Regions from separate parts of the Mus musculus genome. Here region 2 is linked to region 1. The links are chromatin loops, found by intact Hi-C in ENCODE. Cell type or tissue: left cerebral cortex. All regions are shown on one strand. Each heading gives the region's core, and the rest is flanking DNA. Links, peaks and the distances in the headings are about the cores only.

Region 1 (7,545 bases), core at 2,339-6,338:
GAGAAGCACCTGGAAGTATCCCTGAAGACAGGTTGGACGGGATAGAGAAGAGGCGAAGGAGCAATTAGAGAAATACCTGAAATACAGGAGTCAAATGGGAACCAGGTGAGTGGAAACAGATAAGGGGGTGTGCCCAGTGGGCAGGAAGGGTGCGAGCTAATGAGCCTCACAGCAGAAACAATGTTATCTTGAACCACACAGTAGAAACAATGTTACTGAAGGCAGAAATGGAGGGGGTGCCCGGTTCTGAGGCTGCAACTAAATTTCACCTACCAGAGGAGAGCGGAAGAAAAAAGAACGTTGAGGATGAGAAAGGTCCAGAAAGTCAGTGCTGGGCAGGGCTTTGGAGTGTGTAGAAATCTCTGGAACCTTGCAACAGCCCTCTTTTACGTACTACTGAAGGTTAAATATTAACCCAGTCCCCTACTTAGCAACCTAATTGAAGAAATGGGGTATTCTCTACTGAAGGAGTTATGTAATTCAGTCTATTGTATTCTTTTTTTTGTTTGTTTTTGTTTTTGTTTTCCATTTTTTATTAGGTATTTAGCTCATTTACATTTCCAATGCTATATCAAAAGTCCCCCATACCCACCCACCCCCACTCCCCTACCCACCTACTCCCCCTTTTTGGCCCTGGCGTTCCCCTGTACTGGGGCCTATAAAGTTTGCGTGTCCAATGGGCCTCTCTTTCCAGTGATGGCCGCCTAGGCCATCTTTTGATACATATGCAGCTAGAGTCAAGAGCTCAGGGGTACTGGTTAGTTCATAATGTTGTTCTACCTATAGGGTTGCAGATCCCTTTAGCTCCTTGGCTACTTTCTCTAGCTCCTCCATTGGGAGCCCTGTGATCCATCCATTAGCTGACTGTGAGCATCCACTTCTGTGTTTGCTAGGCCCCGGCATAGTCTCACAAGAGACAGCTACATCTGGGTCCTTTCGATAAAATCTTGCTAGTGTATGCAATGGTGTCAGCGTTTGGATGCTGATTATGGGGTGGATCCCTGGATATGGCAGTCTCTACATGGTCCATCCTTTCATCTCAGCTCCAAACTTTGTCTCTGTAACTCCTTCCATGGGTGTTTTGTTCCCAATTCTAAGGAGGGGCATAGTGTCCACACTTCAGTCTTCATTCTTCTTGAGTTTAACACAACATAGCTGGCATACCATAACAATATGTGCAGAATGAAGAAATGAAACCCCAATGTAAGAAGAGTCATTCCAGACAAATTCGTGGTAATTGGGAGGGCCAAAGTTATGTTTTAGGTTTTAATTACCGTGCCTAAGCCATCTATAAAACAAAAATACCTCTAACTTGTAAGCCACTTGCCCAAGGATAGATTCTGCCTGAGATGCCAGAGTCTACCATTTATATAAAATAACAAGACCCTAAACAAATTTGTTTGACTCAACTGCACCGTATGTATATGACCGTAGGTGGGAGGTACTTAGGAAATATGTCAGAATATATACTTGTCCCCAACTGGGGTCTGGAATGTTTCCCCTGCCTACCAGCTTTGAGTACTTTGAAGATATCATTGTGATGACGTTTGCTCCCTATTACTTTTTTATATCTTATTCTTTGGCAAGTTCATACTTTTAATGATAAGTCATTCATGCATACAGCCGTTACCTTGAATGCATATATTTTATGCTGCCTACTATAAAGTTAACTGGTCATATTTACACTAATTTTGCCTATTTCTAAATTCTTTTCTAGGATTTAAAGATTTACCCCTTGGAGTGAAGGAAAAGGCAGGAAAAAAAATCTTCATTTCAATGCATTCTTCACTGGGAAAATGGCAGCAGGCAGAGAGAGAGAGAGAGAGAGAGAGAGAGAGAGAGAGAGAGAGAGAGAGAGAACACCAGGGTTTGAATTAGAATGTGAAGAGGGAACTTGACTGGTGGCTGAGAGTTAAAACTATTGGGTTCCTAACATTTAAAAGTAATAAGGTCACTTTTTAAATGACCTGACTCACACAGGCACTGGGTACATTTGTCTGTGAACGTAATTAAAAATTTAATACCACTCCTTCCCATTCCATGGCTATAACTTTTATTTCTGACAAGCAAATTAAACTGCTCAAGTCTCAAGGTGAGGACCACTGGGATTTTTATCTTTTCATTCGTCTTGAGCACAGGATACCCCCTAATGCCGGGACCTGCAATACTACTCTTTCCTGCTTAAAATCAGCAATCCTACAGTGGCTTCTGTCCTCTTCATCCCATGTCATTCTGTCCCAAATCTTTATCAAATGATGGTAAGGGCAATACTCTCCGTGGTTCAGAGGATAGATGTACATTAGGAAGCTCCTTTTGTGTTCTGAATTGTTGTACTCTTCAAAGTTAATAGTTCTACCTAATACTGATTTAAGGCATGCTATACAAAATTGAATAAGTAATTTTATTACCAACAAGAGAAAGGCATTTCTGTCACACAGTAAAAGATCATGGACTTCCCATGGTGTGAGAGATGAAAACCCTTCTGTACACCAGAAGTCTGTGCAAGAGTTTTCAGGAGAGCTTCAGATGGGCTCCTGGGAGCTGCCCTAGCTGCTGCCTTACCGTGCCTGTTACTAATTGTCCCACTGGCTCCTTTATGGCAGCATGAAAATAATGATCTGTTTCTTCTTGACACACTGGACTTAGGATCAGAATCGTAGAAGCTATGTAGAAGCTATTTCATATTGCTATAGTAAAGAGTGGAGTCTATCTCTCAGTAGAGTTTAGATGGAGACACATCATTGTCTCCTCCAAGAGTTCAGTTTAGCAGCAGGTCAGTCATCTGGCCCAGGACCATTTCTCTGGAAAGCAGGTCCTTCTTAAACTATGACTTAGGCAGCTACTTGGCAACATTTTACTCCTTTTGACTGGTTAATGATAAATGTACTCACCTGCTTGGTCATTCCTCAAGATCAAGCAGGGGAAATAAGAAACAGAAGCTCTGGTGGCCAAAAGAATACTCATCTTAAAAATTTTAAAGTCTTTGTACAACATTATTTCTGGCATTGGAGAGGAAAACTTAGCTCAGTGGTTAAAAGCACTGACTATTCTGATGGTCCCGAGTTCAAATCCCAGCAACCATATGGTGGCTCTCAACCATCTGTAACAAGATCTGATGCCCTCTTTTGGAGTATCTGAAGACAGCTACAGCATACTTACATATAAAAAAATAAATAAATCTTTTAAGAAAAAAACAAGAGAGGAAAATGTGCTCCCCACATGATCCAGACTGCGTGTAGGTGGCAGCCAGGATGGGGACAGGGGACAGTTCACGTTTCATTTCCCACACAGCCTCTTCGCTAAGCATTTTGTTCAAATTGTTTGGCTAGCCATTAAACGCGTGCCTAGTCAACACAAAACCCTGCCCCCTTTCTCTCTCTCTCCTCTTCTCTGAAGCCTTTAAGCTGAATTGGAAGCAACTATAAAAATTCTCATTTTTGCTTTTTACCTATGTGAAACATTTCCAAGGGATGAGCCATTAAATTCCCACCTAATAAAATAATTTTTGACTCTTTGATTTATTTATAACTACCCTGCCAAGGCATTCTTATCTTCCAGACCCAGTCACCAACATTCTCCAATGAGAGTCCAAACTTCATTAACAGAGAAGTCATGGTTTCACAGGAAAGAGAAGCAGCCTTTGGGAGACTGGGTCCTGGGGGTTAGGGTACAAAATCTGAAGATGTAAATGTTTGGCTGAAGCGCAGAGCTCTCCTTTTGCTAGGATCTGGCTTTTGAAACCAAATTACTAATGTGAGGCAGCAGAGAATGTTCTCATAAATCACCCTGTCTGGAAAAATCAGATTTCTTCTTAAAATACTAATTGAAATTACACGTGTTTTAATTAAAACAACATCTGCCCTAGGCTGAAGAGCATGTTTTGGGATGCAGAGAAGGTAGGTTTCTAAAATGTCCTCAGATCTACTTAATAAAGCGAAGTTTATACTTTCCCAGGGTTAAAAGGGTACATTGCCTCCCGCAGTGTCTGGAGTTTCCCAGAGGCTGGAGACGTTCCCTGGACTCAAGAGATTAGTCAGGGTCAAGGGAACAGATGAAGAACGTGCTTCTTGTGTGATGTGACGAATATTGCTTGTGAGGCCTGCTTCCCAGAATGGAGTTAATGTGGCCCAGAAGCCTTTGCTACATCTGATCAACTGCCACAGGTTGGGGAATAACCAATGCATGCAGGCATACATGCATATATCTGTCTGAATTAGTGGACAGAACCTTGTAGAGCTCTCTGCTTTTTAGTTCTGCCAGGAGACACAGCACAACACCATATTCCAAACAGGAATTGCATGGTGACCAGGGTGTTTCTTAATTCTAAGCTTCCAAATTCACATAGAGTTTTCACAATGATTTCAAAGGAATCACTGTTACGGAGGCCACGACAAAGGTGCTGGTATCTGTTTAGTCCTCAAAAACATACATTTGTGACTTCAGGTTTAGGTAAGAACATATGTCAAAGTTTAGCTGAAAGTAAGTATTGCTAGGTTTTGAATTCTTTAAGTGCAGATACTGGTCAAAAATTCACTCATGGGATGGATAACATTTACAAGCCATGTTTCCCCTCGGATCAGCAGTAGCTCAATGGTGATTCCCCACCGTTTGTCTTCTGCACAGCAGCTCCTCCTGCAGGCCTCCAGAGAAAGTACACCGTCTCATTGCATAAAGATCTGGTGTACGGAGAGACGAACTTGTAATCCTATGGACTACTTCTGTCATCTCCTCATTCATTTTGGTTAAATACGGAACATTTTCTGTCATTCTTTAAAGATCGCCAGCATACTCTATTAAGTTTTTAGAATGGCCAAAAATATTTTTAAACCTAAATATTTAAAATAAATTGGGACAAAGGAAGAAAGTTAGGACAGAGTAGTCTTCCATTCCCACTGATGAAAGAAGAGAGAGACTCAAAACTGAAAGACGCGCAGTGGGTTTGCAGCCTAGATCTCATTATTGTGTGGAGTACGAGCTGCATTTGCCTGCTACCCAGGGAGGGCTTGTGCTCCACTTTTGTTCATTTTTAGGGACACATGGTAGGAAACAGCTCCTTGCTGGTTTCAAAAACAGCCAGCGGTGCCTCCTTTGCTGTTAGGACAGGCAGGGAGGCCTGTGCCCAGAGAGAAGCCCCATTGGGTGACAAAGAAAAAAGTTTAGCCAAAGCGAAGAACAACCAATATAGAAAGGTTGTGTTCTCGTGGCAACACCAGGGGGTGGTAATGTCAGAGAGCAAAGGGGTCCTGGCTCATGAAGTGATGGACACACTCTCCCCTTCAGTTCAGGGAGATGTGCCAGGGAATTAGAAAGATGCTGACGGCATTCTAGACCTGGCTTGCCTGCCAGAGATGTGGCCTGGAACCATCATCACTCAGGGGAGCCAAGTGAGATACTCTGTCACCATGCTTTGGGGATGCAGGTGCCCTGCCAGCACAGACATCATCGGCAATGGGCGACTCAGTCATATGTGGAAAGTGTTGTTTCCCACCAAATCCCAAATCTCATCTAAATGAGTCTGCTTACAATCATGGATTTGACAGGATACCTGCAGCATCTCCTCAAGTTCCTGGACTTTGTAGGTAAAGGCTGGACCACACAATTCCCTCCACTCATCCGTCTCCTCACTTGGGATCCTGTAATGCCCCTCTAGATCTACTCTTCATAATAAGTAACGTACTATTCATCCATCCATCACTGATGGATGAATATACTCAGCAAATGTACTCTGAGCGCCTATTACAGGCACAGAAAAGCTCCAGGCATCATGGAATATCAAAATAAATACAACTCAGGGGTGCACCCTGACAGATTATCCAATCCCAAGCGGTCAGCTTTATGCACATACAAACACTAGCAACATTAACTGGACTCAGCAGGTGTATGCATGTACAGCCATAGTAATTATAATTATTAAACACAAAAATTTATTAAACATAAAATATGAAAATAATTAAAGAATTTATTTGCAATAATAATAATTAAAGGATTTAATTATTATTAACATTAACTGGACTCAGCGGGTATGTGTACGCACAACAATAATAATAATTAAGGAGTTTATGGCCAATAATTTGGGAGGGAGTAGGGAAAGGACATGGGAGGAGCTGGAGTGGTAGAGGAAAGGGTAGGTATTACAAAGAAAATAATCATGTATAAAATTCCGGAAATAAAATTTAAGCTTCAAAACAATGAATAATTAAACATAACTCTATCCCTAACCGATTAATCCCTGCTTTAGAGCACATGTGAAAAGTTCTGAGTCAGGGAAGTAGCTTTCATCAGGAAGGGATACCCAAGCCGGGCTTCAAGTAACATGAGAGGTCAGGAGGTGCAAGCCCACATGTGCCTTAGGGACTCTGTTCTGTTGAGTAGTGAAGGGTGAGGACTATGGGCTCCATTGGGAACTGTGCAGTTCTGGGAACTGTCCAGTGCTGAAATAAGCTTCGAAATGGAACCATAAAGGGATGTGCTATGATACAGTCTTTTCACCGAAGCTAATCTCCCCCAACCCCCGACCCCAAACCAACCTTCATCACATAGAGGGAAAATTAACATTTCTGAATGTTGCAAAGAATGTTATGTATAGGCATTAACTTTAGCTGCTGTGCCCTGTCATTAGGAAGAATCCAGGACCTTTGTATATAGCACACTCAACCTCAGTTTGCAGAGACATATGCATAGTCATGGAAACAGCCCAATGGGAAGACAAGGAACACAGAGGCAGCTAGGCTCCAGACTGTGGTACTGCTTGCTTCTCCGTAGATGTAATGGACTAGTGTGACCGTTGCTTAGTCAACCACTTCCTAATAATGGAGCCCTCTGAAGATGATCCTTCCCTCGAGTGCAAATGTGGCTGTCAGCCCACTCTCACGCCAATTAAGGGGATAGCCCAAGAGAGCTGAAATTTAAACTGAGACCTCAGAACCAATGGTGGAAAAAAGCTGGATTCCTTCTGAGATTCTAAGGGCCCACCCTCATGCAACTACAACAGTTAAGGAGAAAATGAACAGACTTTTTGGCTGTTCATAAACATGGAATCCTTTTCTCTGGTTTGTGTTTCCTTTAATTTGTTCACTTAACATTTTTCTTAAATGTAACTCAGCTATCCACTCAGCCAATATTCATCAAGTCTCTCTTAGGGGTCACATACCATTGCAGACACACAGAATACATCAGAGAATAAGACAAGGCATCCATCCCTTATTAGCTCATTCCCCAGTGGAGGGGAAAGAAACAAGACCAGTAAGCAATGTTGCATACAGTGATCCTCATTGGCTTGCAGTTATGTCACAACAAGCCATTATAAGTTGACAGTATTGTAAGCGAATGCATTTACGACACCCAACTTACTGAACATCATAGCTTAGCAACATGGCACATGGCGGAACATGAGTTCTTTCCCCATGATTTCATGCCTGATTTGAATTTGTCACTTAATGCCACTACCCAGTATTGGAAGAGAATATGGTATGACACACCATCAGCATGAGATAAAATAAAAATTCAAAATTCAAAGAAGTTTTTTTTTTCTGCATGCATATTATT
Region 2 (7,545 bases), core at 2,208-6,207, 220 kb before region 1:
CCCTCCCTCTCATCTCCATGTGCACTTAGTTCTGCTTCCATGGTGAAGCTAGAGCACAGACACAGGGACCTTGTGAGGTAGCTTCCTTCCTCCTGATATTCAGAAAAGCCTTCTGTGTTCTGGGCCCTTGAACTCTCTAAGCCTACCTAAGAGTACCTGTCCTCATGTGTCCTGGGCTGGATTCTGTGTCCTAGGTTTCCTTAGTGGATTTTGTGTTGACATGAATGCACGTCCCTCCTCTTCCTTTCTTCCCCTCTTGTACCATGTAGTCACATCTCTGGTTTCCAAGACACTTCCTTCCTTTAGTCTCTATCTCCAGATGTTGGCTGTACAGATGCTATGTGAAAAGGTTAAGAGTCCACGTCACAGCCTTTTCAAGATGGACTTCTCTTGTTCCTGCAGCTAGGAACCTTGTCCCTCACAGTCTTGTTTTAATGGAGAGAAAAAATGTCAGTGCAGAAATGATAATTCAGAAGAATTCCTGAGAAGAAAGGGCACTTGGGCGCTATCACAGCATGATTTGGCTTTGGAAGCATCAGTGTTCACCCACCCTTGGGACCACTAGCTCATCTCACTCCTCATGGGGCATGCTTGTCTGTCACTGCCTCAACTGTCTGTCCATCTATCTGAAACTGTGGTACCAAATTCTGCCCACTCCACCAAGGGGCATCACCATGGAAGGAATGTTCTATCCCAGCACAGGTACCTTTTCCAGAAAGCTGTGTTTTTTAGTCACGTAAAATTGGCCCTCTTATTTCTCATTAGCAAAGTTGGTCAGAGAACCAACTTGGAGTTTCTTGCAGCATCCCCTGAGTTATGGTGGTCTCTGCATCTATGAAGAGTGTGGCCCTTCAAGTCATCCTTGTTGGTTTGGGCTAAACTGTCTGCCCCCAAAGAGAGGCTGAAGTTCTAGTCCACGGGACATGTTTGAAACAGTCTTTGCAGCTGTAAAGGAGCACCTTTTGGGAGCACCTACCACAGAAACAGATGATCTCCGAGGAAAAGGAGAGGACACATATAAACAGAGATGTTTGGGAGGAGGAAAGCAGCGTTAGAGCCAGGGATTGGAGGTACCTATCTAGAACCTGAGCGGCATGGAGCCCCAGAACCTAGAAGAGATTCTGGAGGGAGCAGGGCCCTGCCAGAGCCTTGGTTTCAGCCTTCATGATCCCAGAACTGTGAAAGAGAAGTTTACATTGTTTGGAAACCACCTGCTTTGCACTGCTTCCTTCCAGCAGCCCCAGAAAAAGAGAAGGTGGAGGAGATTACCTCCCAATCCACTTCTCTCCATCAGTTCTTGGGCTGATGTCCCGAGGGCTTGGAACAGTTCAGGAGCCACGAGGCACCCAGCTCTGTCGTCCCAACTGGTGTTCCTGGGTGCTGAACATTTGGGAGGCTGACAACTCTAAGCTGCTGCTGTATTGAAAAAAGATCTCTCTGAGGAATAGTAGCTGCCCTGCCCAAGTCTTAAAGTCCCTGGAGGGGAGGACAGCCCCCAGCCCATTACCCGCTGGCTGACCTTGTGACAGAGGTCGTTTTCTTTCTTGTAGGATGAGATTTTGGTTGAGTCCATGCTCAGCAGCTCTCCGAGGAGTCAGAACTAGATGTTCTTCATCAGAGCCTATACTCCAGTGTCCCCCTACCTCCCTCCTTCTTCTGAAGAGGCACCATTACCATGGCTCTCTCTGAGGACCCAAAGCTTCAAGGGAAGCTGTCCTCTGAGGACATAGCCCATTCTTATCCAGTGAGGCTCATTTTCCCCATCCCGCTTAAGAGTCTAAGTCCTGGGTGGGATATGAGAGCTGGCATGTCCGGCAAAGCTTCCACGGCTGTGACTGTTAATTAGGGGACCATGCTTTGAGCCTCACTGGCCTGAGCTGCCTGAGTTGATGGGATCTCACTGGTTGAATCTGGTAGGACCCATGGCCAGACAGGACAAGTCTGTGAGGAGGGATTTGCAGAAGCTAATTTGCATATGGGAGTTTCCATGCTGGGAAATTATATGGAAGCCTCCCTGTGTCTTGGGGATTGGGTATGATGTCAGAGGTTGATTTCTGAGTCTAGCCCCTGGGTCTGGGTCTCAGTTCTTAGAAGTGAACTGGGCAGAAGCTCAAAGTGATGGTTTCTGTGTAACAGAAGAGTCCCCAACATTATCCCTTTGGGCCGATGAGACAAGGTTTAATTTAGAAAAGAGGAGAAGAGGAAAGCAAACTTTCATGTGTATACACCTGTACAACTGCACATGTCTTGTGCACATGCATGCATGTGTATATGAACTAGCATGCAACCATATGCAGGAATACATGTCCACCTGAGTGTGGACATGTTTTGGGGGAGACACATATATAACACAGAGATGCAGTCTTGAAAAGTGTTTTGGCTTTACTTGGGCAAGACAAAGCCACCGGCACCTGCAGCTCTTCCACAAAGGTGACAAGAGTGCCACCCAAAGTGAGCAAACCCTGTGTGTTTGAATGCTCGCTGCACTTGAAGCCATCTATTTTTGTGTGAAAGATCTCTTTGCTGTTCTGTTCCTGAATATCTTGCGCTTGCTGCTTCCAACCTTGCTCCCCTACCCGGCGAAGCCCTCCAGTAAGCCTTTCATTGCGGCTCTGCCTTTCTGTGTGGATTACACGGAGGGAAGTTTAGAATCTCTTTTAGCTTTTGTTGCTGTTCCCCTCTCTGGCCGCTTGTTTTGAGGCTATAGATATTTTACCTCACAGAGAGGGGATCTGAGCGCTCTGAGTTCTTTGTTCACAGATAAACCTGGGCCTGGAGCCCTGCTTCTTGCAGATGCACAGAATCTGTGCCGAGCCATCTGCCAGCAGGTGGCAGAGCGCGCATCCTGCTAGTTTTGATAGGCGCTTCCAGAGTTTGCACTGAGCACTGTCTGTTCCGACTGCCCCTCTCTATTATAACTTACGAGGCAGGAGCTTGGGTCCTGAGGTTAACTGCATTCTTATTTCTGGCATGTTCCCGCCATCCCGCTGTCTGAGATCTGCTCCGTTATATTTTCTGTGGTTTTGTCCTCTCTCAGTGCCCTCCTCATTTGTCCCAGGAGCTGGCTCAGAGCGCTCTTACAGCCGCTGATTCCAGACCTGAGAGCGACCCTTGATGAGTGGTCACAAGTCCAGCCAGGACTTGTGTGATTAGTCATGTGAAAGGCCAGTCCTCTTGAGGCAAGAGAACAAGTCTGGGGGTATGATTGATGTCCCACAGCAATACCAAGAAGCTTTCCAGCCCCTCCCCCATAACCTTGCTGGTCTCTTCATCTGTTCTATCCCTTTCCTTCCTTCTTTCTCCTTGCAGGCCTTCCTCAGTGAGTCACTAAAACCTGAACCTTCTCTCAGGATCTGCTTCTAGGGACCCAAAGTAGAGCTGAATAGAATGTCTAGGTGTGTGTGTGTGTGTGTGTGTGTGTGTGTGTGCATATGTGTGCATATGTGTGCATGTGCATGAACACACATATGTGTGCATATACACATGTGTGTGCATGTGTGTGCATATGCATCTGTGTGCACAAGCATGTGTGTGTGTGTGTGTGTGTGTGTGTGTAGCTACTTGAATACTATTCTTCACGCTCATCCTCTCTGTGCCCCATTGAGCATTACATGTCTGGGACCTCTTCTGGTGCTATTTATGCATCCAGCTCTCTGCTCCTCCCTGCTCATAGTGGAGCTGTCGTTGTATACAGCCATTTACAAATGGCAGCAGATTGCCTCTTCTCTATGTGACCACAGACACAGTCTTTATGCATTTCCTTGCATGTGGAGCCTTGGCCTGGAGTGACAGATGCCTAGGTGAACAGCCACTGGGGATTCATGCCAAGACTGAAGGCAGTATGCCTAGCTTCATGGAGCCCTACAGATGGCTCCATGGCTTCGCTGGCTCTCAAGTGTGTCTCTTCTCACACCCTCTTCTACAGCTGGAGACCCATCCAGTGGTGGCTTGTATTCTGGTGCTGGGTTTCCACTGTTGTTCTAATTTTCTCCACATTGCAGGGAACGTTCAGTGTCGTCTCTATGTGCACTTGTCAGATAGCTCCCATTCACAGAAACACCTACTGGTTTAAAAAAAAAAAACAACAATTTAAAGACATTCTTTGTTTATTGTAGACATTAATCCCTTGCTGCTTTATTCAGCAAGAGTATCTCCGTCGAGTGGACCGTCTGTCTTTTTCCTTGGCTTGTGGCATCCTTTGCTGAGAGGAAGTCCTTGGGATTGCTGCCTTATGTTCTCACCGTCACGGGGAGATTTGGATGAAATAGCTCTTTTATATCTCACTTGGTATTTAGCACACTGTTCCCAATAGAAGCAGGTAGAAATCCACAGGGAGCGGTGTCAAAGGGCAGGAACACATCCACCTTTCCTACACTCTGGATTTCTCTTCTCCAAACCCTATTTGTGTTTTGGAGCCTTCATGGGCAGGGGCCCTCATGGGTCATCTCCCTGAACCCTAGAGATAGGTGTCTTGACTTACTTGAACAACAAGGACACTCCATGTTAACAAGCCATGCTAGACCCCACACCACTGCACAAACAACAGGAGCATGACTCCAGGCAGCCCTTCCTAAGAGGGATGTTTCGTCTCTGTGCATCTTGTTAGGTTCCCTGTCATTGGTATTGGTCATCAATGTCCAAGCAATGGATGCAGAACCGAGCTGCCTGTGGTGCGTGCTGGAGCTGAGGAGACAAGCTTTCTCCTTAGTCTTCGGAGACTCCTGGCGGGCTTTTAGAGAGCATTGAGCACATTGGTAGGTTGGCCTTATGAGAAAGGATTGTTGAAAGGATACCTTTGATTCCCCCCAGGAATGCCTGTAGGAGAGGCTCTCAGACAAGCAGGCACAGATAATAGGGCTGGCACTGCCTGCAGAGCTAGACCTCAGCCTGGCCTGTTGCCTGGGCCAGGACCCAGCAAGTGTTTTCTGTGAAGAGCCAGATAGTAAACACTTCAGGTGTGGATGGCGAGTCTTTGTCACAGTGATGCTTCTCTTCCAGTGCAGCACAAAAGCAGCTATAAACATGGCAATGCATGCGTGAGCCGTGGGCCAATAAAACTTGATTGACAAACCTCGGTGCCGGCCAAGCCCTGGTTATTGTGACAAATATTCATGGGGGTGCCCACACGTGGTCTAGCCACCTTCCAAGTCTCTACCCTTTAATAAGATTATGCTAGTAACACTTAAGTTTGGTGTGTGTGTGTGTGTGTGTGTGTGTGTGTGTGTGTCTCACAAGCAGTGACATTTATGGCTGTGAATTTGCATATTGTTTTTGGCTACTTTAGGAGAGTGACGGCAAGGTTGAATAGAAACTCTGGGGGCCGTATGGCCCTTCTGTGGTTTAATGCTGAAATGTCACCACAGGAGCATGTTCTGAGTGCTTGCTCTCCCAATTGTGGTGACATTTAGAGACTGTGGAGTCTTTAGAGGAGAGGCCTGGTTGGTGGAAATGGGTCATTAGGAGCAAGTCCATGAAGCTTTAGCCATATGGTTCCAGCCTGTTTTTGCTGCTTCTTGTCAGCCATTGCTGTCTGGCCTGCTGGTTTTGCCTTCTCTGCCTTCTTGTTCTGTGACCTTCTGAAGCCTTGAGCTTAGATAAAGTCCCTCCTTCAAGCTGTTCCTGTCAAGTCTTACACTGACAGAGAGAAGAAAAGTAACCAATGTTTCTCTCATTCAAACACATGACATCTGCTCTCAACCCCTTGCTAAGGCTGTCTGAGAATCCAGGGAGAGAAAGGGACTGTAAGACCCTCTGCCTCCTTTCTGGAAGCATGCACGGTTAGACTTATCTGTGACTGTAAGATCCCAAGAGCGGTGACTGGCGTGGAAGCTCTGGCTCTTGTAGCCAGCGACAAGCCCAGCAGTCATGGATGCTACAACCTGTCCCTCCTTCATTGCTGTCAGACTGAAACCAAACTGTGGGACCCTGGAGCTGTGTTGTGACAGAGTCAAAGTATGGCATGATAGGGAAGGACAGCTGCTCTGGGCACCATCCATAGGCACTGCTACCATCTTTTTTTTTTTTTTTTTTTTAAATTGTGTGTCCTGGTTAGTTTTATACCAATTTGATGCAAACTTCAGTCATTTTGGAAGAGGGACTCTTTATTTATTTATTTGTATTAGATATTTTCTTTATATACATTTCAAATGCTATCCTAAAAGTTCCCTATACCCTTCCTCTGCCCTGCTCCCCTACCCTTCCACTCCCGCTTCTTGGCCCTGGCATTCCCCTGTACTGGGACATATAAAGTTTGCAAGACCAAGGGTTCTCTCTTCCCAGTGATGGCCGACTAGGCCATCTTCTGCTCCATATGCAGCTAGAGACACGAACTCCGGGGGTACTGGTTAGTTCATATTGTTGTTCCACCAATAGGGTTGCAGACCCCATCAACTCCTTGGGTGCTTTCTCTACCTTCTTCATTGGGAGCCCTGTGTTCCATCTTATAGATGACTGTGAGCATCCACTTCTGTATTTGCCAGGCACTGGCATAGCCTCATACAAGACAGCTATATCAGGGTCCTCTCAGCAAAATCTTTCTGGCATATGCAATAGCGTCTGGGTTTGGTGGCTGATTATGGGATGGATCACCAGGTGGGGTAGTCTCTGGATAGTCCAACCTTTCGATCTATCTCCAAACTTCGTCTCTGTGACTCCTTTCATGGGTATTTTCTTCCCTATTCTAAGGAGGAATGAAGTATCCACCCATTGGTCTTCCCTCTTCTTGATTTTCTTGTGTTTTGCAAATTGTATCTTGGGTGTTCTGTTTCTGGGCTAATATCCACTTATCAGTGAGTACATATCTAATGACTTCTTTTGTGACTGGGTTACCTCACTAAGGATGATATCCTCCAGATACATCCATTTGTCCAAGAATTTCATAAATCCACTGTTTTTAATAGCTGAGTAGTACTCCATTGTATAAATGTACCATATTTTCTGTATCCATTCTTCTGTTGAGGGACAACTGGGTTCTTTCCAGCTTCTGGCTATTATAAATAGGCTGCTATGAACATAGTGGAGCATGTGTTCTTATTACCAGTTGGAACTTCTTCTGGGTATTATATGCCCAGGAGAGGTATTGCTGGCTCTTCCGGTAGTATTATGTCCAAATTTCTGAGGAACCTCCAGACTGATTCCAGAGTGGTTGCACCAGTTTGCAATCCCACCAGCAATGGAGGAGTGTTCCTCTTTCTCCACATCCTCACCAGCATCTGCTGTCACCTGCATTTTTCATCTTAGCCATTCTGACTGGTGTGAGATGGAATCTCAGGGTTGTTTTGATTTGCATTTCCCTGATGAAAAGGATGTTGAACATTTTTTCAGGTGCTTCTCTGCCATTCGGTATTCCTCAGTTGAGAATTCTTTGTTTAGCTCTGTACCCCATATTTAAATGGGGTTATTTGAATTTCTGGAGTCCAGCTTCTTGAGCTCTTTGTATATATTGGATATTAGTTCCCTATCAGATTTAGGATTGGTAGAAATCCTTTCCCAATCTGTTGGTGGACTTTTTGTCTTATTGACAGTGTCTTTTGCCTTACAGAAGCT

Evidence for each region. A loop is a pair of places that touch in the nucleus more often than their neighbours do. Peaks named below come from ENCODE experiments on the same cell type or tissue, not always from the same donor. Only the 100,000 strongest peaks of a DNase experiment are listed, where the experiment ranks them.
Region 2: a loop joins it to region 1, with 9 times the contacts of the local background. A loop is called at or near these places in 16 of 42 quality-filtered maps.

What each region holds. Positions count from the first base shown.
Region 1 is chr15:30,924,889-30,932,433 of GRCm38, reverse strand. All of the region lies in intron 17 of Ctnnd2 (catenin (cadherin associated protein), delta 2), which reads right to left. Gm52177 (a long non-coding RNA gene) reads left to right here. Exons shown (of 2, transcript XR_003951490.1): 1 at 1-105; 2 at 1,718-3,502. Among named protein-coding and RNA genes, the nearest start is that of Gm52177, 4.2 kb to the left of the region's middle. In left cerebral cortex, for the core only: a CTCF peak has its summit at 4,639 (motif pointing left); a DNase peak (open chromatin) is centred at 4,624.
Region 2 is chr15:31,146,290-31,153,834 of GRCm38, reverse strand. No RefSeq gene overlaps it. Among named protein-coding and RNA genes, the nearest start is that of Gm32070, 14 kb to the right of the region's middle. In left cerebral cortex, for the core only: a CTCF peak has its summit at 2,823 (motif pointing right); a DNase peak (open chromatin) is centred at 2,831.